Linked DNA regions of Mus musculus: region 1 is linked to region 2. A link is a loop called in an ENCODE intact Hi-C map of the cell type or tissue named here. Cell type or tissue: left cerebral cortex. All regions are shown on one strand. Each heading gives the region's core, and the rest is flanking DNA. Links, peaks and the distances in the headings are about the cores only. Region 1 overlaps Mak (male germ cell-associated kinase). Region 2 has its middle 50 kb from the start of Tfap2a.

Region 1 (11,826 bases), core at 1,490-9,489, 260 kb before region 2:
GAACCCACATGGAGTTGTTATAATTTGGCTAGAGAAAAAAAAAATCTCCATTTGTTCACCTTGCCTGTAGCAATATTACAAGTTAGTTTATTTCAAAAAAGGATGAGACAAAACCCAGAGACAGTGCACGACTGGATTTAGCCGAGTGCTTCTTTTATGTGTACTTCATTCTCAGACTTTCTCCTGGGAAGTTTGTCTTCTGCCCACAGGTCCTCAGCTTTGTACAACCTGGTATCCTACAGAGATCCTACATGCTTGGCACTTGTCAATGCAGGTTAGCATGACTGAGGCCACAGGTTCAATACCCAGAACTCCCCATCAAGAAGACCACTGATAATAGTGATCGGTTTGCCCTATATTAAGGATGCACACAATTTCAACTTGGAAACGTTCTGATTAGCTACGCATTAACGTAAGGTGACCTTCTGTATGGTGTTTCCATACTTTTCCAGGCACTGAAACACCCATATTTCCAAGTCGGTCAGGTACTGGGCTCTTCTGCACACCATCTGGATACAAAACAGACTTTACACAAGCAGCTGCAGCCTCTGGAGCCAAAGCCATCTTCCTCTGAACGGGATCCTAAGCCTTTGCCAAACATACTTGATCAGCCTGCCGGGCAGCCCCAGCCAAAACAGGGCCACCAACCACTGCAGACCATTCAGCCACCACAGAACACAGTGACTCACCCACCCCCAAAGCAGCAGGGTCACCAGAAACCACCACAAACCATGTTTCCAAGTATCATCAAAACCATCCCAGTGGTGAGTAGCCAAGCCGATGCTTTAGATGACACGGACTGGTGCACTCTGGGTAAGTAGTGGCCGAGACTCGCCCATCAGGTTGCCGGTGCAGGTCTAACAATGGAGTCTGTGTGGCGCTTGTCCCAGGTCAAAGCCCCTGCTTTCTTTGGTTGACGTTGGTTTGGTAAGAGATGAGGTAATATTTTAAGATGATGAGCAGAAACTTCCAGAATAAAGGAGTAACATCCGTATGCCGCAGGTGTCATTGAAGAATTCCCAGTAGGAATTGGACACTCTAGAGTACCAATCCTAAATACTAAGGATTTTCCCAAAAATTCCACACTGGTTTTCACTGATAATAAACACAAACACACTGGAAATATTATTTTAATGTAATTTAAATTTTTTGAGATTATATTATCACATTATTTTCTCCTTATGGAACTTCTCTCCCTTCAAAGCTCCTTGCTCTTTTGTCTTTTTCTTTAATTATAGGTGTGTGTGTGTGTGCGCGCGCGCACGCACACACGTTCCCCAATTCAACCTGTGTAGTCTGTAGGATGTTACTCTATGTGTATGTTTTCAGGGTGGACTATTGATTGGTTTTGAATTTTTCCCACACAGTTCCTTTCAAACACTGCATCTACTTCCCAATCCATTCCCAAAGACTCTTCCCATCTTTGTATGCCTCGACCCCCCCAAACCAACTCCCACTAATACCAAGCCCAACCTTGCTCTTGCCTAACATTTCCCCCTTCTACTGGAGAGCAAGCTCTGAGAAGTCAAAAATATATCTGTTTGGTTTATCACCATAACTCCAGAATCTAGAAGGTGTCTGCCATGGGGTGGATTTTTAATATTTGCTGGATAAATGAATGGCCTCCAGGGTCCAGAAGAGTCTTCATCCAGCTCTGAATATTAGAGACTGTGGCTTTCTATAGTATGTGACAGAAGGGAGAGTATGGGTTCTATGCCGTGTAACAGAAAGGAGAATCTGGTCTCTAAGACATGTAGCAGAAAGGAGGGTGTGGTCTCTACAAGTATTTCAAAACAGCCCTTGTACAATCTCTGGGTAAAACGCCCCCAACTCCGTTATATGCTCTGCAAGTAACTTGTTCTGACAGGCCACTAATTTTCCTCCTAATTCTTCTGGCCACTCGGGATGATACTACCTGAACGAGAGACAGACAGCACACACCAGGGAGGGCAAAGCAGAATGAATGGCTTCCCAAACCAAAAAGGCCACTCTCCTCCCTTCAGAAGGCCATTGGAGGCTGGCGTACACTGAGGGGAAAAGAAAGGAAAGGAAATGCGTAGTTACTGAACACTGTTCATATTTATTAAGAACTGCCCACTGTGTTCAGACTGGGTGTACTCACCAAGTTATGGGACCTAATATCTAGACCTCATCTTTCTTTATATAGCCAACATATTCCAGAACGGGGATGGGTGTGCTAGCCATGAAATTTTCTGAGTCTGTTTTGATATAAACGTCTCCGCAGATCACATAGTCTATGCTTTTACCTGCCTATTCCATCTCTAAGGTTCAAAGGGTTAAAGGTCTCCTGTTACCTGGCAAATTTTTTAATTCTTGAACGCTGGCTTTCTCTCCTGGGTCTAACAATCCTGACACCTGTGGGTTTATTTAGTTGTATGTTTTTATTCCTATATCTTCATGATAAACAGAAAAAAAGCAGGGTGATCTTGGGCAGCAGCTAGAACCTTCTAGATTGGCATTGATATGCTGGTCACTCATAAATTATTAGCTATGCACTGATCCACTTCCACTGGCCTCTGATCATTGCATTGTTGGGGGTATCATGAAAACCATGACACTGGTTTGACTGGTGCTCGCATGGACTACCTACCACATCACATGGAGTCATAGATATGAGAAATGATGGCTTATATGAGCTACCAACCCCCCAAATCTTTGCCCTTGTTCTATGATAAAGTATTGACACAGAGTACAAATGTTTGCTTTGTATTTCAAAGGCATTACTTGTTATCTGCCTGCTCCCCTCCTGGTCTTCCCAAACTTGCAGGATCATTCAAGGTACTGGCATGGCTCAGCAGGGATCGCATTCAGTTTCGTGCTAAAGGGCAGTCCAGCTGAGGAAGGCCCACACTTAGCCAAACGTCATCTTCTGCTGACTCCGTGCATCCAGAGCATTGGTTCTTATTCATCCCATGCTTAATTCTGTTTGTCAAAAGTGTTTCTCCTGACAGAGTATATGACGGTGCAGAGGTTGGCAGGTGTCTTTTCTTGCCATTGCCATCCAGTGTCAGCAGCTCTGTGCATGCCTAAGCTGTTCTTCCTCCATCCTCAAGTCCACAGCACAGCTGGCCATCCTTCCAAGCTCTGTTCCTCATTGTGAACTGCTTTTATGTACTTCAGTTCACATGCCTATACCACCTTCTCATCAGCTTATAGGAAACCAGCTCACAGTCTATCCTACGCCTCGGCTTCTTCCTTGTTCCTTATTCCTGTTAATAGGGATGCTGTTCTATGACAATTAGACTTAAATCTTAAAATTCATAGTACATGTGGGTTTCTTTTTTCCATGGGGAAGGGTATTCGTGTGGAGTTTCCAGGGCAACCCACAGGAACCCCGTTCTCTCTTCCCATCCTGCGATCCCTGGAATGGAACTTGGGATGTCAGGATTTTCAACCCAGCCAGCCATTTCAGAGGCCCAACCTTTAAAGTCATTGATGCCCTTTCCTTCTTTGTGTCTGCTGGAATAACATTCAGTAATGACAGAAGCCTGACCCCTGTGGCTTAAACAATAGAATATTTCATCACAAACGGGAAGCCCTGGCGGTCACCTCAGAGCGTTGGACCTTCTCACTGAATAAGCCCTCTTCAGCATGCAGCTGAAGATACCAGGGTGTCTCTGTCTTCTAGTGCCATCCCCTCCACAGTGGCTTTTATGCATTGGCTATAAGGTGGCATGTGCACTTTAGAGAGGAAAGCTTGAAAGACACAGGGACATGCCAACCTCAGTGTCCTCCATAAGGCTATTTCCACTTGAGGGCAGCAAGGCTCACAGCCAAGTCTCAGTTTTCTAGATTCTACCTATGAGGGGCCAACCCAGAACCTCGGACCGCAAGTACCCGGTGCTGGTTAGTTTTAACTGTCAGTATGACATAACAGAGTCACCTGGAATGGAGTCTCCATGGGCGACTGCCTAGAGCCAGTAAGTAGGCTTTCAGGTATGTCCGTAGAGAATTACCTTCAGCAATTTCATTCAGTACCAACACTGAATGGTACTAGTCTTTGGGTTTGAGTCCTGTACAATATTTTAAAAAGAGAATGGGAGCTGAGCAGCCTGTAGGCGTGCATGTATTTATTCGCTTTCTATTCTTGGCTGTGGAGGTAGCTAGCTGCTTCAAGTTCTCCCTGCCTTTTCCTCTGTTTGGGGGTGGGGGTGGGGGTGGGGGAGGAAGTACTGGGTAGCTGGGTCAGATCTAGGCTCTTGTACATGCTACCTCTGTGCCCCATCACTAACCTATGTCCCCAGCCTCTTCACAGTACCTCATCTATGTTAACATATGTTTAGATACACAAATGGTAACCATCCCTCTACAGTTAACAGTATTCTGTATATTAGCGTGTGGAACACGTTTGTTGCCCGTGAACAAAAGCCACACTAGTCGGCTAGAGCATCTAGGTTCTTGTAAGTGCGTTCTATGATGTCCATCCAATGACAGTTACCTATGGATGCATTGCTCAGAACGTGTCCTGTCATTAAGTAACACCTGACTGTAAAGGGAACTTACTGCCTGATGTAATTGCTCGAGGGAATCTTAGGTAATTTAAGACTTTGGTGGCTGACTTTGTTTTTCACCACAGAATTCAGTCAGCACCCTGGGCCATAAGGGAGCCCGGAGACGGTGGGGTCAGACAGTCTTCAAGTCTGGAGACAGCTGTGACGACATTGAGGACGACTTAGGAGCCTCCCACTCCAAGAAGCCAAGCATGGAAGCCTGCAAGGAGAAGAAGAAGGAGTCTCCATTTCGGTGAGGTTGCACATTCACCAGGGAAATGTGTTTTGCTGCCCATCCCCTTTACTTCACCCATTAAATACAATGACAAGGATCAGTTATTTCTTCTATAAAACCCAGAAATCTTTATGCATACCCCAAGAAAGTAGTGACGTGTGTAGAGCAAAGTACTTATTCAGTCTTTATATTGCTCCTTGTCTTATTGCTGCTGTTGTTGTTTTTGAGACATTGTCTAGCTATGCTGCCCAGGTAGGTCTCAAACTTGTAGGCTGGAGTAGTCCTCCCTCACTGTCTCCTGAGTGGCTGGGACCACAGGACACGCCAGTCACACCCAACTCACTCTCGTGAGTTGTGGTCACCACCAGTCCTGCCTGCAGTTTGCATCCCTGCATGTAGAATGCAGCCCATCATATACAAAGCTAGTGGTTTTCTCTGATGGCATTAAAAGTTAATTACTAGGTCGCTGCCTATTCAAACATTTGAAAGTCATTTTTCGGAACCTGTCCTGGAAAGTTCAGCGTCCAGCGACGCCTTGTTCTCGGGAGTCCGGCCATCAGCAGCATACCGCTGTGACCATCAGCAGCATATCGCTGTGACCATCAGCAGCATTCCGCTGTGGCCATCAGCAGCATTCCGCTGTGGCCATCAGCATATCGCTGTGGCCATCAGCAGCATTCCGCTGTGACTGCTCTGAACAGGATGAGCTAAGTCTTGTTGACCATCTTGGGAGCATACTTTGATTTACTTTCCTCCCTGGAACAGAAGAGGAGTAAGAAGCGTAGTCAGGTCACAAGTCTAGGGGACATTGTCATTGTGTAGTGCAGACGACTTCCCGTTACAGATTGTATACCCAATGATAAAAAACAAAAACAAAAACTAACAAGAGCACACAAGGGTGGGCCATTCCCTCTAAAGACACGTAGAGCCTGCCCGGGGTGCACATGGGTGTGTCACTCTCAGTCTCTAGCTCTACCCAGTGTAGTCACAAACATTCTCTTCCCTCCAGCATTTGACCTTAGGAAGAACCGCATTCAATCCCACACTACTCCGCCATGCTAGGTCTTGAGTGGTCCTTGGATATACTTCTGAGGTGCTAAACATGGAGGACGTGAGAACCCTGACATGGGAAACTCCAGAGGCTCTGTTGGCGCTCTCTCCGCATCCTTCCTCTAAGGAGCAAACCTATAGGACATATTGCTGACACCTAGAGTCCCAGCTAACTTGGAGTCTGAGAAAGATACAAACGTTTAAGACCAGCCAGGATTATACAGTTGATATCTGGTCTCAAAAAAGAAACAAAACAACCAAAAACCCACCCCACAAAATCAGAACAAAACAATAGACAACAATAAAACAAAACAAATAAACAAACAAACAGACAAACAAAAAAACCCAGGCATGGTGACACTTGCCTATAATTCCAAAACTTAGGAAATGGGACAAGGGGATCAGAGATCAGGACTTCAAGGCCACTTACATACATAGTGTGTTCAAAAAGCCACATCCTAAAATAATAACAGCTACAATACCAAGAAATATACACACACAGAGTCTCCATGTAGCCCACAATGTAATTTCAGCTACTTCAGAGGATTAAGGACCCACAAGTTCAGTACCAACCTGGGCAACTTAAGGGGCATCTTTTCTCTGAATGAAAAAGGAGCTGGAGGTGTGGCTTCGTGTAGAATGTTTCTCTTGTATGTCCAGGAGCCTGGCTCAGTCCTCAGGGAGAGAAGTGGGTGGACGGCAGGCCCTGAGTAGAACTTCTATGATTGGGCCCTGAGTAGAACTTCCATGATTGGTAAAACTACAGCACAATAAGAGGAAGGGCAAGAAGCCAGAAATGGTGGCCCATCCCCAGTGAAAACTGCTGCCTGTATCAAGCGCTACCCCAGAGTGGGCAGCCAGAGTCCTGCCCAAAAGAGCCTTCTTAGATAGAAATGACTTTAGCAACAGGTAGAGATGGCTATGGCTGCGGTCCAGTCCTCCAGCATTGTGAATCCATGACTGCAGCAATGCCAGGAGAGGCAAATTGGATTACAGACCCATAAACTGCTATAGAGGTTCTGTCACAACCTGTCTAATGTCAGAAATGACTTGATGTGCTGGCAGGGATATGGTAGACGTTATCATTTAGCAATCCCAACAACAAAAGGACTCATGGTTTTCCATCCACTTGTTTGAATCACCGAAGGAGATGGGGTGGGGGACAAGTGATTTTCCTGCATTGATTGGTGCTTTGTGTTGGCCTCCAAGGTTTCCAGATTCAGGACTCCCAGTCTCCAATCACTTTAAGGGGGAAAATAGGAATTTACATGCATCTGTTTCCTTAAAATCTGATCCAAACTTGTCAACTGCTTCAACGGCTAAGCAGTACTATTTGAAACAATCAAGATACCTTCCAGGTACGTAAAGAAGATTTACCACTGCATCCCAATAATGAGAAGGGGGGAGCAGGGGGACTGGGAATTCTGGGCCAGTCTGAACCATTTGATACCCTGGTTCAAGACAACAAACGTTTGCTGCTAACCAGAGTATTGCTAGGGCAGAGTAAAGGGCCTTGGTATCTATAAAATAGGGCAACGAGGAAGGAAAAAACAGAGTCCCAGGATTCTTTAGCAGCTGTGCCTGTTGCCATAGGATGATACTTCTGCTTCCCCAAAGCCTGGCCAAAGATGTGGTTTATTACGTGCTCAATTTTATTAAAGCAACTGGGCACCCTATTACAAGTATAAATTTATATATAGTTTCCTAAATGGCGTGCTGTATGGATTTATTTACAAGCTTCTGGTGGCTGGAAAGAACAGGCTAGAGACTCAAATAGACAATGAGGCTGCTCAAGGTGTTATTGTGTGTGTCTAGAATAGAGGCAGCAGAGGTAGAAGTAGGTATGCTGCAGATGTGATGGCGGACAGTGTGCCTTGCTGAGAGGTGAGCCTAGGTGAAGATTCGGAAGGAGAGGAACTAGTGGGTTTGCACGAAGGTGGAAGTCAGATGTAGACACTGATGAGTCGAGAGAGGAGGGTTGAGGAGGGGATGGTGGTGAAGGAAGTGAGAGGAACTGGAAGGAAGAATGGAGGTTTCTGCCTTAGAATGGAGCATGCTGGGAATCTTTAGGCACCAGCAGCTTCGTAAAGCTTGGCGCTGAACCTGTGAGCACCTCAGGCTGACAGCAAGAGTATGGAGGTGACAGCCGTGCCAGAACACAGACCCACGGTGAATACTGCTGAAAACAGTAAAAAGAACATTTGAATGACTGAAGTTTAGCAAACTGGTATTTCATTTGTCCCGTGTACGAAAGGGTCCCTGTCCTCTGATGGAGCTCAGCCACCCCCATTTTCATGGGTCCACTTCCCAATATGGCTTTTAAGGATCTCTGTCAAGCCGTCAGCCCTAATAGACTCCACAGGTTACTTCACCTGGGTAGTATGGCTGTAAATGAGATTTGAAAACTGGACTCGAAGTGGCAAAAGAATTTTTTCTGACTAAACCTGAGCCTGGATCTTCCCTCAAGCTGGATGAGGCTGGGCTAAGTTGAGGCATTTGGGCAAACATTTATTGATTATGGGTTATGAACCAGCAACTCTGAATTAGCAAACAATGAATACAAGAGAAAGGTGTTGTTGCTGCTTATCTTGACTCATGATTTTTTGTTTAGTTTTTAATATGGGGGTTCTCCATGTAGCCCCCCAACTGTCCTGAAACTTCCTCTGTAGACCATGCCAGCCTCACACTCAAGAGATCCACCTGCCTCTGTCTCCTGAGTGCTGGGGTTAAATTCATGCTATGCCTGACTTCCATAACTATTCTTATAATTGAATATCATAGGACTAAGAAAGAATAATACATGGAAAGCCTACTTTTTAACCCTAAAGCCAAGTATATGAGAAGTCTTAGATCAACCCTCAGGATTATAGGGATCATATGGATACCATATGTTTGCAAGAAAGCCAGACATTATACAAGGATTAATAGATCTATAGCAATGGCCTTCAGGGAAAGAGATGCAAGTGTTGTAGGCGTGACCTGCCACAGATCAGCATATGCACTTACAGTCAGGCCTTGAGGGTCTGTGTATTGCTCATAATGGGACCAAGGTCACCTGACCCACCCTATAAGCCTTAAGCACTTAATTACTGCAAGGTATCGGCTGCAGATAAAGATGTAGTGAGAACCACTAACAGCCGCTCAGTCTCTCGGTGGTGCCTTCTGGTCTCACCCTAAAACCAGGACTCCATTCAGGAACCAGTGTCACCACTGCTGGACATCAGAACTACTCGTTCCACAGCACTTTACAAATCGTGCTCAGTGGAACCACCTCTCTCCCATCTGAGCCCTCGCCATCCTCCTTGCTGCCCTTTGAAATTCCCGCGTTAGCCCCTTTGGCTCCATTTTAACAATGACCACAGAGCCTGCTCCCCACTCCCACCTGGCCACTCTGGTCTTGCTGAGTCTGTGGTGTGTATCTCTTAGCTCCCTCCCCGTTTAAGTCCTCGGGTGACACTGATGTCACCCAGGAGCACACCACCAAACCTGGTTGTGATCATGGTTTAGCTTAAAATTGGTTTTCTTCCTACTGTGATGTTTTCGAGTGTGTGTCCATATGCACGCAGAGATCAGGGGATTGCTTGTGGGTTTTATCCCTCCACCATGGGGATGAAATTCAGATCTCCAGATTTACTCGGCAAGCACTTATCCACTGAGCCATCTCTCTGGCCCCAAATTGTTTGTTTGTTTGTTTGTTTGTTTGTTTGTTTTCAAGAGAAAGACTCCGTTGCTTCTGTTATTGACCATATTTTTCTAAGCCATTTGGCACTACTAAATATCCAATGAATTATAAGTGTCACCCCTCTGTATTAGATCGAAAGAGCCAAAAGAGCGGAACTGGTCTGTCATGTTCTCCACCCTCCCTCATGCACTGGCACATGGTACATACACAGTCAGTGTTTGCTAACTAACTTCTTAAAAACATCACAGAGGCGAGAAATTGGTATGTAACAATGTATAGTATTACATGTCAAACTGCATGTCTGCCTCTCCCTAGTTGGCAAATGATGTCCAATCGAGGCTCATCCACTCATAATTTACAATTCTAGGATGGACCTGTTTCCTAGAATATTTGTCTTAGGAACTTGAATTAAAATAGTTACCTTCAATTGTGGATATATTCACTTTAGGGAAAATACCTGCCCAGGGCTAGTGAAGTCATGGAGGAGAACCTAAAAATCCCCACTTTTCTAAACCAGCATTATCTCTAATTACACTCTGCGTGTTTGTCCTTATACCCCCAGATAAATGTGCCGTCCTCAAGGAAACTTCTCTTTGCAAAGACAGAGACCATTGTAAAAAATTACAGAAAGCCACATCCAATCAAAATTCACAGATGTGAAGCCCAGTTCCAGTGGCTACATCTACAACACAACTCCCACACCTAAAGCTCAGGAGACATTGTGGAAGAGGGGGCGGAAAGACTAAGAGGCAGAGGACCAAGGGGTTTGCCATGAGACTGTCTCTCCTAGGAATGTCAGAAGCTACACCCATAAAGTCTCACCAGCATGAGCTGCCTAATCATGAGCTGATTAAAGCCATCCACAGACATGCCAAAAGTGGGTTAGGGGGTCAGGCAGACATGGCAAAAGTGGGTCAGGGGGTCAGGCAGACATGGCAAAAGTGGGTCAGGGGGTCAGGCAGACATGGCAAAAGTGGGTCAGGGGGTCAGGCAGACAACCTTGAGGCCTCAACCAAAGAACTAAGGCGACTGAGGATTGTTGAGAGGGGAGAAATGGCCTTCTTCAGGGACAAGTACACCAACTGGTTACACCATACCAAATGATCAGGCCCACATACATACATAGGAGTAACAGTATGCAGCCTGAGAGAGAGGAACACACACATGTACACGTGTACATATGTACATGCAACAATTAACAATGAGAAAGAGGTCATGAATTTGAAAGAGTAAAGGAGGGAATATTGGAGGATTTGAATTGAAAGAAACCATTCCATTATATACCACACACACACACCAAACACACACACACACAATTCCATTATATACCACACACACACACAATTCTATTATATACCACACACACACACCAAACACACACACACACTATATACCACACACACACACACACACACACAATTCCATTATATACCACACACACACACAATTCTATTATATACCACACACACACACCAAACACACACACAATTCCATTATATACCACACACACACACAATTCTATTATATACCACACACACACACCAAACACACACACAAACACAATTCCATTATATACCACACACATACACAATTCCATTATATACCACACACACAATTCCATTATATACCACACACAATTCCATTATATACCACACACACACACACACACACACACACAGAATTCCATTATAATACTGAAAATAAAAGGAAAACAAACAAACAAAAACATGGGTTTTTCCCCCTGAAATCTAGAGTAAAGTTCTAGATGACTCAAGGTATCCTATAAGGTATAAAATGCAGTTTAATCAGAGTGCCATTTTTTTTTGTTAAAATATTTAAATATATAAGTAGAAGGGTTTTTTTTGTTTGTTTGTTTTTGGTTTCTCTTTATAGCCATAGGTGTCCTGGAATTTCTTTGTAGACCAGTTTAGCCCAAAACTTACAGTGATCTACCTGCCTGTGCCACCCAAGTTCTGCCTTTATAATATATGCCTGCCTTTATAAATAGAAAAACTTTAAGACCCAAAAAATACCCATTTAAGATAGTTGCCATGGCTGCACTAACCAAATAATTAGACTATTCATAAGCCATTCTTTATTGAACAACACTTATGGACACTGTGTGCACTACAGTGTAGCTTCCCAATCTCCCTCCCTCACCTTCCCTTTTGTGTGTATGGTGTGTGTCCATGTGTGTGCAGATGCCTGTGTGTGCACATGTGGAGCTCAGGGCCAACTTAGGGTGCCAGCTTCTCTCTCTCTCTCTCTCTCTCTCTCTCTCTCTCTCTGTATGTATGTATGCATGCATGTATGTATGTATGTATGTATATATGTATGTATGTATGTAT
Region 2 (11,826 bases), core at 1,567-9,566:
TTAGATATTTAGCACACTTCAAAATCCAAAGTGGATCTCAGTAGCTTCTACAGTAAGACATTGGTTATTGATTGGGGGGAATGGATGAGTTGATTTTTCTCACTGTTGTATCAAATACCTGACAAGAAAGAGTATGTCAGCCGGGCGTGGTGGCTCACGCCTTTAATCCCAGCACTCGGGAGGCAGAGGCAGGCGGATTTCTGAGTTTGAGGCCAGCCTGGTCTACAAAGTGAGTTCCAGGACAGCCAGGGTTATACAGAGAAACCCTGTCTTGAAAAACAAACAAACAAACAAACCAAACAAAACCAAACAAAACAAAACAAAAAAGAGTATGTCTTAGTTAAGGTTTCCATTGTTGTGAAAAAAACACCATGACTATGACAACTCTTCTAAAGGTGAACATTTAACTGGGGCTGACTTACAGTTTCAGAGGTTTAGTCCATCATCATCATAGCAGGTAGCATGGCAGCATGCAGGCAGACATGATACTGGAGAAGGGGCAGAGAATTCTACATCTTGATTTGAAGGCAACCAGGAGAGACTGTCTTCCAGACAGCTAGGAGGAGGGTCTCAAAGCCCACTCCCAAAGTGACACACTTCCTCCAACAAGGCCACACCTCCTAATAGTGCTACTCCCTGGGCCAAGCATATTCAAACCACCACAGAGCATAAGAAAGCAAGGGCTTGCTTTAGTTCACAGTTTGAGGGGATGTGGCCCATCGCAGTTGGTACATGTTGTGGCAGGAGAGTGAGACAATTGGCCACACTGTACTCAGGAAGAAGGAAATGGATAGGAAGCATGGTGTGGCTAGCTTAATAAGACTGTCTTCCCAGTGACCGACTTCCTCTAGTTAGGTTCCACCTCTTTTCAAAGCAGCCACCTGCTGGGGACCATGCATTCAAACACTTGAGCCTTCAGGAGACATTTCACATTCAAACCACAGTGGGGAAACACAGTGCTTTAAGACAGTTGCTGGGTATTGCTCAACACACCAGCTTCCTTATCTAATATTAGCAGGGAAAGGACCAAGTCCTGCCTGCCCCTGCATCTCTGTTTAGTCCAGAGTCTGTCTGTGAGAACCTCTTTCCACTCTTGTATATGGGACTAGTAGGATAAAGAGATACACCTTCCTGGCCCCTGTCTTTTTCAAGCTTATTCCTTATGAATTTTTTTCCATTCTTAACAATTTCCATAAATATTATTCATCCCTCTTCCATACCATTCACTGAGGCAGGGTCTCTCAACCAAACCCAAAGTTCTTCAGTGTGGCTAACCATTTTAGCCTGGGAGGCCCTGGAGAGAGAAGAAGGGAAAGAAGGAAAAAGAGAGAAGGAGTTGTTGGTTTTTTTTGGGGGGGGTGTTTATTTACTTATTTATTTGAGATACAGTCTTTCTACCCAGCCCTGACTGTTCTGGAACCCTCTATGAGCCTGATGCCTCAGAGATCCACCTCCCTCTGCAACAAGATGTGCTCCCATTACCTTTCTGAAAGCAGTTGATATTTTTGAGGGATTCCAGACAGCGTGGCTGTCATTCCTCTTTATCACACACATTCTACTGTCCAGGAAAACTGAGAGCGGATCCAATTTCAACATCAGGGAGACATTGCTCCTCAGTGGCTCTGTGCCTTGTCTTTCATGGTCACCATCCATTTTCTCATACCTCATCCATTTACACTCAGCTGCACCCCTCATCCACTGCTTTCTCTTGCATCCACGAAAAGCAGCATGTTCCTCCTGAAACTAGGTCAGAGATTAACAATCCCACTTTCTAGTTTTCACTCAGCTCTTTACACACTCTTTTTAGTGTTGGGATTTAAGGTGTGTGATTTGAGAAAGATTATTTGAGGCAAGTCTTGCTCCATAGCCTGACTGGCTTCACACTTGTGTCTTTCTGTCTCCACTACCTGACCATATGGATTATAGGTGTGTAGCACTACACTCAGCTCCAAATATCTTTTAAAATGGTTATCACTGAAATAGTTAAATAGTTAAGACGCTAAAACCACTGCCTTACATCATATAGCAAGTTCTGAGAAGCGAAAGATCTTTTCTGAAAGTTGTAGAGGTATTAGGAAATATATACTAGAATTTTTTCTTATTATTTCCATGTGATGTGTGTATGCATGTGTGTATGTATGTTTGTGCAATGGGGCCCAGGAGGCGGGGCATGTATATGTAGATACCCAAGGCAGACATCTAGACTCTTCTTTAACTATTCTTCCTCCTAAGTCATTGAAGCAGGGGGTCTCAGTTAAACCTAGGGCTCATCTATATGGCTAGGTGGGCTAGCCAGTTTGACCTGGGAATTCCTTGCTTCTATGTTCTGAGGCTGGAACTCTACAGTGCACTGCGAGCATCCACCTAGCACTGCTGCAGGGTCTGGGATTCTAACTCCAGCACTCTGGCTCGTGCAACAAGCACTTTAACCTCTGAGCAATATTCTTAGCCTTTGTCATTTTTATAATCTGAACTTGGGCAAGCTTTAAGCAGGGAAAATAAATTCACAATAGCCAAAAAGAGGAAGAGGGCTTAGCTCAGAACTTTCTGAACAATGAAAGGCACAGTCTCTAATCTTAGGGACTGGTATCAAATGTTTGTAACATGAAGACTAGATGTGATAATAAGACAGTTATTTATAAGTCACTTGGGGGAGTCAATGTGGTCCTGAGTGCTTATATGTTATTGACAGGAACCCTGAGGCATGTGGGAACTATCAAAGGCTTCCCCAGGTCAAGTTCAGGGATTTGGCAAAGCCTTCTCCTGGTCCAAGGTAGATGTTGACTGAGCACACAGATAACTTCAATAGCAGCTTCCTCTTCCCAGACATTTACAGCCTGAGACAGTTCCCCATTGAGTCTTTCCATGGAGAGGAGCTAGCCCCTCCCTCTGTGTGTATATAGTGAACTGTCTAAGGTTCTTAGGTTTTTTGATGTATCTGTGTGCATGTATGTGTGCCTCTGTGTGTTTGTGTCTCTCTGTGTGTGTCTTTTCTTCATTCCAGTAGTGCCCCAGTTAGGTTTCCAGGACCAAGGTGTGCTGGACAAGGCAATGAAAACGATAAAACCACTAACATGGCTCTAAACACAGACGCTAATCCAATGGAAAGGTAAGCAAGAGATAGGAGTGGGTGGCTGACTAAAGCAACAAGACTTATAAACTAATGTAGACACATCACTGTGATGGGCAAAGTGAGAACAAAATGACATCAAGGTGACTATTTCGGAAGTAAAGTTAAGATTATAAAGTGTTGTACTTACTCTGCCTGACATTAGAGAGGCACGGTGCTCATGTGCTGTGAACAGCTTTGGAGAGGGCACTGGAGCAGTGTGGCAGTGTCTATCCTTATACTTCATACTTTCTGTACTTGTCTGGTCAATCCACTTGAAGGGTTGTCTACACTGGGGTGGAGAGATGGCTCAGCTGGTTGCTCTTCCAGAGGGCGGGGATTCAATTCCTTCCACCCACATGGCAGCTTACCACCATCTGAAACTATAGTTCAAGGGAAGGAGCTCTCAACTTGTGGGTCTCAACCCCTTGGTTCAGTGGGGGCATGGTGGGGGTGTCAAATGACCCTTTCACGGGGTTTCCTAAGACCATCTGAATTTCAGATATTTATACTACCCATTAACAGTGGCAAAATTACAGTTATGACGTTGCAATAAAAATAATTTTATGGTTGGGGAATACCACAACATGAGGAACTGTATTAAAGCATTAGGGATGTTGAGAGCCATGGTTCTCTTTCCTGGTCTCTGATGGCAACTGCATACAGATGGTACACAGACATGTAGGTAAAACTCATGTGCATAAAATCAAAATAAGTAAGAGGGAGAGGGTGGGAAGGAGGGAGAAAGAGAGAGGGAGAGAGCGGGAGAGACAGACAGAGAGAGAGAGAGAGAGAGAGAGAGAGAGAGGATATCTGTGCTTTTGGGATTCCTGGTTCGAAAAATGTATCCTACAAATGTATGCAGGAGCCTTGGGGACAAGGACCCAGGCATCTCTTCCTCACTGTTTAATAAGTACGCTCAAAGGTGCTAGTTAACTGGCCACCGAAGAATCTTGGCAGGACTCTATTTTATTTAGGGCTCTCCTCTTTCCCTGTGAAGGGACAATTGGCAAGTGTTTTCATACATTCACTTGCAAAGGTAAAACTATCATCAAATATTTGTTGAAGATAGACAGACCCCAGGAATGTCACCCAACACAAAATTATAAACTCACTTAAACATTATGAGACCCCCCCCCCCACTCCAGGACACATACCTTGTAACTCAATTGTAGGGTTTTTGAGCATAAATATTGTATATGACAATAACATGTCTAGGATTCAAGACTGGGTCTGGCCTTGAACTGAAGAGCCTTCTGCCTGTTAGGACATTGTCAAACTCTTCAGATATTTTCCCCACAACTGGGTAACTTACTCAGTCTAAATGGAAAAGCACAGGTTTGGTTTTGACAATTACTGCTTAATGCTTTTGTTTTGCAAAAACAGCTCTTTTTTTTTTTTCCTTAGTAGATGTCATTTGTGAAAGATTTCCTCCTAATGTCACAGGATTGCATAGGTAGTGATCTTTATAACGTGTGGGTGGGGCGGGGGGAGGTGGGTTCATGGGAAAAAAAGGGAGTGGGTAAAGGGGTAAAGGGGAGAAGGGGAGCAAGAGAAAGTGGGGAGAGGGAAAGAGGAGAGGGGAGGAGGAAGAAGAGGAAGGGGAGGGAGGGAGCGAGAAAGGCAGAAAGAGCAGTGATATGGTGCCATCTGCTGCTTAAATTATGAATTACAAGGATTTGAGTACTTGGGTTTGACCAGTTGGGCAGTCATTTCAGAACCCCATTAAGAACTATACTTTAGAAACATCAGAGGAAGACCCTGGCTGCTTGTTTCTGAAGGAAGGCCTAGTCACACTCCAGGACAATGCCTTGTTACTGTGGGTGGGCCCCCACTGGAGACCTATAGGGGTCCATCTCATGCCCCGATACAATGTGGACTTTGCATATGTCAGAATCAGCAAGCCCTACAGCTAGAGCCCAAGCTCAACTCCTTCACAGTGAGTCATTCCATCTGCACGCAAAGCACCGGATTCCATGTGAGCAACCCAGACGCTGCTACTGGAAGGCTCGTTGGTGACCTAGCATGGGTACTGCTGTGGTGGTGGACAGTGTGAGAGGTGATCTGAGAGATATCCCCACCAGTCAGATATCTCGGACTAGCTGGGTGTGGTGACTTTTCATCACAGCATTAGGAAGGTAGGGAGGGGCCAGAGAGCTGGATCTGGAGACAGACCTCACAGTGGGATCCTACAGCAGAAAGAAAAATCCCAAAGACAAAAATCATTTCAGAATGCATTAAGGACAGACTCAGGAAAGTTAACATTGCCTGGACAATGCTGTGCACACTTGGAGTGTGAAAGAGATCCGTGTGGGGAAAGTGATGGCAAAATACACACAACAGAAATGTCTTCATCATAATTAGTGTTAGGTGTACAGGTCTGTGATGGTTAAGTTCATTCACACGGTTGTGTAACTGCTACAGACCTCTTCATGTGACAGAGCCGAAAATTTGTCCCCATTGACCTCTCCTTCCTGCCCTCACAGCTCCTGGCAGCTAGTATTCCATTTGATTTCAATTATGGCTCTGTGAGTTCATTTCTTTATATATTTACTTGTGCATGTATGTTTGGAAAGCATGTGAGTGTGTGTGTGGGTGTGTGAAGTGGCAATTTCTGGTTTCTTTAGAGACTCAGTTGTGTCAGGTGATGCTATTCTGAAGACTGTCTTACGAGAGGGTGTTTTTGCTGAAGCACACACATGGGAAGATGTTTTACTAAGAACAGACACATGGTGTTTTTCTGGGGGCAGCCTGGAAAAACGGCACGTGATATTTTCCTAGAGTGGATGCTTGAGAGAACACGTGATGTTTGGAAAGGATATAAACATAGCCCAACAGACAGTGGACGATGCTGGGTGGCATTGGTACACCTTGCCATTCTTTGTTGGTCATCGTTGGGCTTTGCTGATGCTGGTCTTGAGCTGATGATGCTGGGTGCTATTGGTATGCCTTATCATTCTTTGTTAGTTATCATTTGTTGTGACTTCATAGAGGGAAACATACTGAAAAACTTCTGGTGGTGTTCCGGCAAGCCTTGCAATTTCTTCTGGATCAGCCTGCCGTTGCTGGTTCATAAACGGTATTTACAAATAGATTGGGCTGCCACTACTGATTCATGTGAACTAAACAACTGATATCCTGACAACACAGATTGGATTTGATCTAAAATATATTTCTAAACAGGTCCACATCCTCCTTCGCTTTATTAACGTTTCCTTTCCTCTGGTGGGTGGTGGACTAATAGGGATACTAAAACTTTTAAAAACCCTTATTAAAACTAGGTTTTTAAAAAAACTAAGCCTACACATGTGACAGTATGTGTGTGTGTGTGTGTGTGTGTGTGTGTGTGTGTGTGTGTGTGTGCGCGTATGCAAGTGTGTATGAAGAGACTTCAACAGAGATCCTATTGTCATCTGCCATTCTTTGCCATACTGCCTTCAAACTGGACCTTTCACTGTGGCAGTTTGATTGAGATGTCCCTCATAGTCTCCAGTGTTTGAATACCTGGTCCCCAGTTGCTGGTACTGTTTGGGGAGGCTTAGGAGGTGTGGTTTTGCTGGAGGAAGTGTATTACTGCGGTTGGGCATCGAGAGTTCAAAGCTTTGTGCCATTTCTAGTTTGTTTCCTCTGATACCTGATTTCAATTTTGAAGTTGGACTAAATGTATTTAGTATTATGCTATGTTTAGGTATGGCCCCTGTAGACTCACGTGTTTGAACAAGGTTTTAGGGGCCAGGAAGTAGAATGTGGTGATTTGAATGTGGTGAATGAGCTTGATACAGGGAGTGGCACTATTAGGAGGCGTGGCCTTGTTGGAGTAGGTGTGGCCTTGGAAGAAGTGTGTCACTTTGTGGGTGGGCTTTGAGACCCTCCTCCTAGCAGCCTGGATAAACTGCTCCTAGCTTCCTTTGGGTGAAGATGTAGAATTATCAGCTCCTCTTGGACTATGCCTACCTGGATGCTGCCATGCTCCTGTCTTGTTGATACTGGACTGAACCTCTGAACCTGTAAGCCAGCCCCACTTAAATGTTGTCCTTACAAGACTTGCCTTTGTTATGGTGTCTGTTCACAGCAGGGAAACCCGAACTAAGACAGACATGAGCTCAAAATAAACGAATGCTTCTGTAAGGTGGCCTCTCACAGTGTTTATTTCAGCAACAGAAAAGTAGCTAATGCATCCACTGAACCTGAAGCTCACTGTTTCAACAAGGCAGGCCAGCCAGGGAGCTCTCAGATCCACCTGTTTCCTCCTTATTGTTCTCTGTTTTAGATGTTTTTAATAGAAGCCATCTTAATATATGCGCGGTGGTATCTTAAATCCATAAGTCAGGGATAGACCCCATGTTGACTATTCTCAGTTGTCAACCAGATTCTGCAATGAACTACAGTCCAGAACTGCAGGACATACCTATGATCTGGAACTTGAGGCTGCAAGACACCACCTGCTTTTGATTGGGATCTTGTGGTACACCTTCTGCTGGAAGCCTATATAAAGACAATGGAAAAAGGAAGGGTTCGTTCTTTGCCTGCTTGCCTTTGCCTTGCTAGCACATCTATTCCTTCACTGGCATTGGAGCCTATTTCTTCAGGGTGCCAGTATAAATGGAAGACCAGCTGAGATACCCAGTCTCATGAGACTGAGCAAATACTAGATTGTTGGACTTTCTGTTCACAGCTGGCCATTGTTGGATTAAACTGGAATCTATAAGTCATTCCAATACATTATGTGCATATATATTATATAATATATAATAGGTACATATACCATGTATAATGTATATATACCATATATGTATAATGTATTGGAATGATTTATAGGCTCATATATATAATATACACACATACATTATATATAGTGTATATATATATTATATATAATGTGTATGTATATATACACACACATGTATATACATACATATACACACATATGTGTGTAATATATATATATGTATAGGGAAAGAGAGAGAGAGTCATTCTATAAGTTCTGTGACCTAGAGGACTCTGACTAACACAGACACTGACAGTTTAACAAAACTGGATACTTGTGGTTTGTGACAATAAGACATTATTCCAGCAGTTTGTGTCTTTCTTCAGAAAGGGAACTGTGACCACTGAGTCACCTCCTCGCCCTTGCTTATGTTTTTCTCTAGCAACATTTTTCACCTTTCAGAGTACAAGCCTTGTGCTTTCTTGGTTTGGTGCTAAGAATTATAATTAGCATTGAAGATGGAATTGTTCTCTTCATTTCTGGCATTCCCTCTCATGCTTTGGGGACATCACTGTGCACTTTGCAACATCCATGTTCTGGGCCAATAACATATTCCTTTATGTAATAATGTCAAATTTTGTCAAAAATCACACAATAGTTATGTTTTTTTGTTTATTATGGCTTTTCAGATAATGTGTTTAGATAAATTGATGAATAAATAAAGTTAAAGAGGCTTTCTATGGGTGGGTATCCAGTTTGTCTCAGTTGTGTGCTGTTGACCTGGCATCTCAGAGTGTTAAGAAACACTTGCTTTTTGGTAATGCCACCTGCTTTGACTTGAGAATAGAGGGAAAGTGATGCAGGCAGGGGCATTACTAGTGTTTGGCCATTGAGCTTGATGTCAAACCCACCTGCCATTCTGCAAGGCTGTTCTGTCACAGAGGGAGGCATCTAAGGAGACCCAGAGGATGTGACAGCCTGAGGGGTGAGCTAAGGTGTCTCCCGCTGAGTTATGAACTAACAGCAGCACACGAATACACACAACGATGACTTGCAAGGCTAACCCGCCTGCTCCTACTACAAAGGACAAAGCTCGATGCCACACCAACCCGTGCAGGTCTGTTGATATGGCCTCATCCCTCAAGGAGAATCAGATGGTGGGCTAGAGGTAAGTGGGCTGGTGATTGCTTTTTAGTCTTCTAGACATGTCAGTTCTGTGCTAATCTGCAACAGAGCCAGGTGACAGGACTGAGGAGCACTGCTTCTCATGTGGGGGAACCCTAGTAAGCCAGCACAGGTGTGACTAGAGGACACCTAAGAGTAGTGGTTCTCAACCTTCCTGATGCTGTAACCCTTCAATACAGTTTTTCATATTGTGGTGACTCCCAACCATAAAATTATTTTCATTAATACATCATAACTATAATTTTGCTACTGTTATGAATTGTAATATAAATATATGGTATGAAGGACATCTGATATCTGACCTCAAAACACAGGTTGAAAAACACTGGCTTAGAGAAACAAGTAAATGTGCACTTAGAAGTCTTTCTCAAGGTGTTCCAGCCCCTTCTTGCTAGAGCTCCTCTAGACCCAGCATGAGACACATAGTATTAGCTCTAGTCAAGTTTTGATAGAGTGTTTCCTATAATATAGATTAAGTAATATTTATGTTTTTTTAAAATTTCATTCAGGTATACAATGCATTTTGATCATCTCCAATTTAACCTTTCCATCTGTTACTCCTGTGGTGCCCCTCAATATTATCTTACTTCCAGCTTCATGATCTTTCTTTCTTACTTTTTATTTCATGATCTTTCTTTTTCATTGTTTATGTAGTAAACTGAGTCAAATTTGTGCTGCTCATGTACACATAGGTATGGGATCATCCACCGAGGCGTAGGCAACCAGCTAGTAACCACCTTCTTGCAAAAAGACTCTTTTCCAGTAGCCATCAACTGCCAATCACACCTCAGCTAGGGTTGAGGCCTTAAAAGCTCCTCCCCAATCCATGGTAGATTTTAACTGGCTTGATCTTTTACAGGTAATATGGAGGTAACCACCACGACTGAGGGTTCATGAGGACTATGGCCACACATCATGCCTAGAAGACAGCATTTCACAGTCTTCATTTCCCATCTTCCAGCTCTTAAATTGCATCTGTTTTTTCTTCATGATGTTCCAATAGCCTTAACAGTATCCTGTTAAGATATGTAAGAGTAGAGGTATGGAATGATATAGAGGTCCCCATATAAGGCTAAGCACTCATAATCACTTGTCTTCAGCTTAACTCATATTTTTTATGGCATGGATAATATTTTAATGTATTGCTATTTAAAAACTGAGATAGCTAACATTTATATAAATATCTGCTGTTTGGAAATAATATTTGAATGTTGATGCTGATTTAGCTAATTGAATACTCTGCTAATTTAGACCACATTAAGATTAATGACACAGCTATTTAATATGTCATATTGGCTAACTAATATTTGAAAAATAGGTATTTTTTTGAATAGCCTGTTGAGAAAAATGCACTGACCCTGGCTTAGAGCCATGTCACTCTCCTAGCTTGTGACGACTGAACCCCCTCATAAGGGATTAAAAAGCCCTCAAACCCCAAGTTTAGTCACACTGACTTCTGTCTCCCACTCTGCATATCTACTTGCAACCATCATTTTTCTCAGTATCTCAAAAATAAAAACTATCAAAGTTTTCTAAAAGGCTTGGCAGTTTTTTGGAGTCTCTGAATGATTACAGCATTCTTCAAATCTGCTTCTTCCAATGTGAGCGTTTCATCCAGAAACCTGAGGAAAGGAAGAGCTGTTGACAGGGCAAAAGGAGGGCTTCTCTGAGATCCTTGGTATTTTTCATTGAAGTCTTTGATGTGGCTCACCCTATGAGAAACATTAAATCTTTGGACAGTTCTTTCCCCATTGGCTAACCAGATCTGGATCCTGGTAATGGGCTCCAAGATGTTCAGTGAAACAGCAGACAAAGTACTTTTATTGTCAACTTCAACACTCTTTGCTTTAGAAACGATTCTTGGTGTAGCACTAGCTAGTCTGTGGCCCTGTCCTGAGAAGGGATGGAACACAGGCTTTGTAGACATACATACTTCATTTTTCTTATTTTCTACTTTAACATCCACCTCCTCTTTATCAAAAATTCCCCGTAATTCTGAAGGTAATTCCCCCTTTTTGATGGAGTTCAGAAAGTGCTGACTTGCACCATCAGAGTAACTTCTAAAATCATCGTTGACAGTGAATCCGTTTTTCCACAATTTTATATTTACATCTACCTGTTTCTTCTGTTCAGTGGGGGACAAGCATTTGGCACCAGCCTTCCCTGCTTCCTCAAAAAGGCTGTCAACATAATATTCACAGTCCTTTTGTTGATTATCATTGAGGGGTTGACTGTCAGGAGGGCCTGTTTCACAAACCCATTCTTCTCTTATATTGTCTACTTCTTTCATTCTCTTTCTTCTATTCAGGGCGCGGCCCCATGGCCTAGTCCTCGGTGCCCGGGCTTAGCCAAGCACCGGCACCGCTGGGCTGAAGCTCCTCAGCCCCGGAGCGCCAGAAAACCCTGTCTGGACCAGTGGCCTTGCAGCGCAGATCTCATATTTATATAAGCTATCATATTTCACTGCCAAGATTTAACAAATGAAATGTCTCTGAGCCAAGTCAGGTGATCCTAGCCTGTATCTCAGGTACTCAAGAAGCTGAGGCATGAGAATCACAAATTCAAGTACTGGCTCAGCTGCAGAATATGTTCAAGACTAGGCTGGGAACTTAGTGAGACTCTCTCTGAAAATAAAATGTGGGAAAGAGAACCGGGCGTGAATAGCTCAGTGGTAGAAAGCTTTCCTAGCACGCATAGGACCCACACAGCCCATACCTTTACTAGAGAAAAGAAAGACCAGGTGTAGTAGCGGGGACTTGTAATCCCAGTGCTGGAGAGGTGAAGGCATGAGATCCCAGGGAGCGCTGGCCAGCCAGCCTAGTGA

What was found. Hi-C counts contacts between places; a loop is a spot of excess contacts. Peaks named below come from ENCODE experiments on the same cell type or tissue, not always from the same donor. Only the 100,000 strongest peaks of a DNase experiment are listed, where the experiment ranks them.
Region 1: it touches region 2 in a loop (3-fold over the local background); 8 of 42 quality-filtered maps call a loop at or near these places.

Annotation. Positions count from the first base shown.
Region 1 is chr13:41,034,957-41,046,782 of GRCm38, reverse strand. It overlaps Mak (male germ cell-associated kinase), which reads left to right. Exons shown (of 13, transcript NM_008547.2): 8 at 453-764; 9 at 4,598-4,764; 10 at 7,006-7,154. Among named protein-coding and RNA genes, the nearest start is that of Tmem14c, 25 kb to the right of the region's middle. In left cerebral cortex, for the core only: no CTCF peak of the experiment used is centred there; DNase peaks (open chromatin) are centred at 4,066, 4,382 and 4,592.
Region 2 is chr13:40,777,506-40,789,331 of GRCm38, reverse strand. It overlaps the pseudogene Gm6245. Among named protein-coding and RNA genes, the nearest start is that of Tfap2a, 50 kb to the right of the region's middle. In left cerebral cortex, for the core only: a CTCF peak has its summit at 4,772 (motif pointing left); a DNase peak (open chromatin) is centred at 4,773.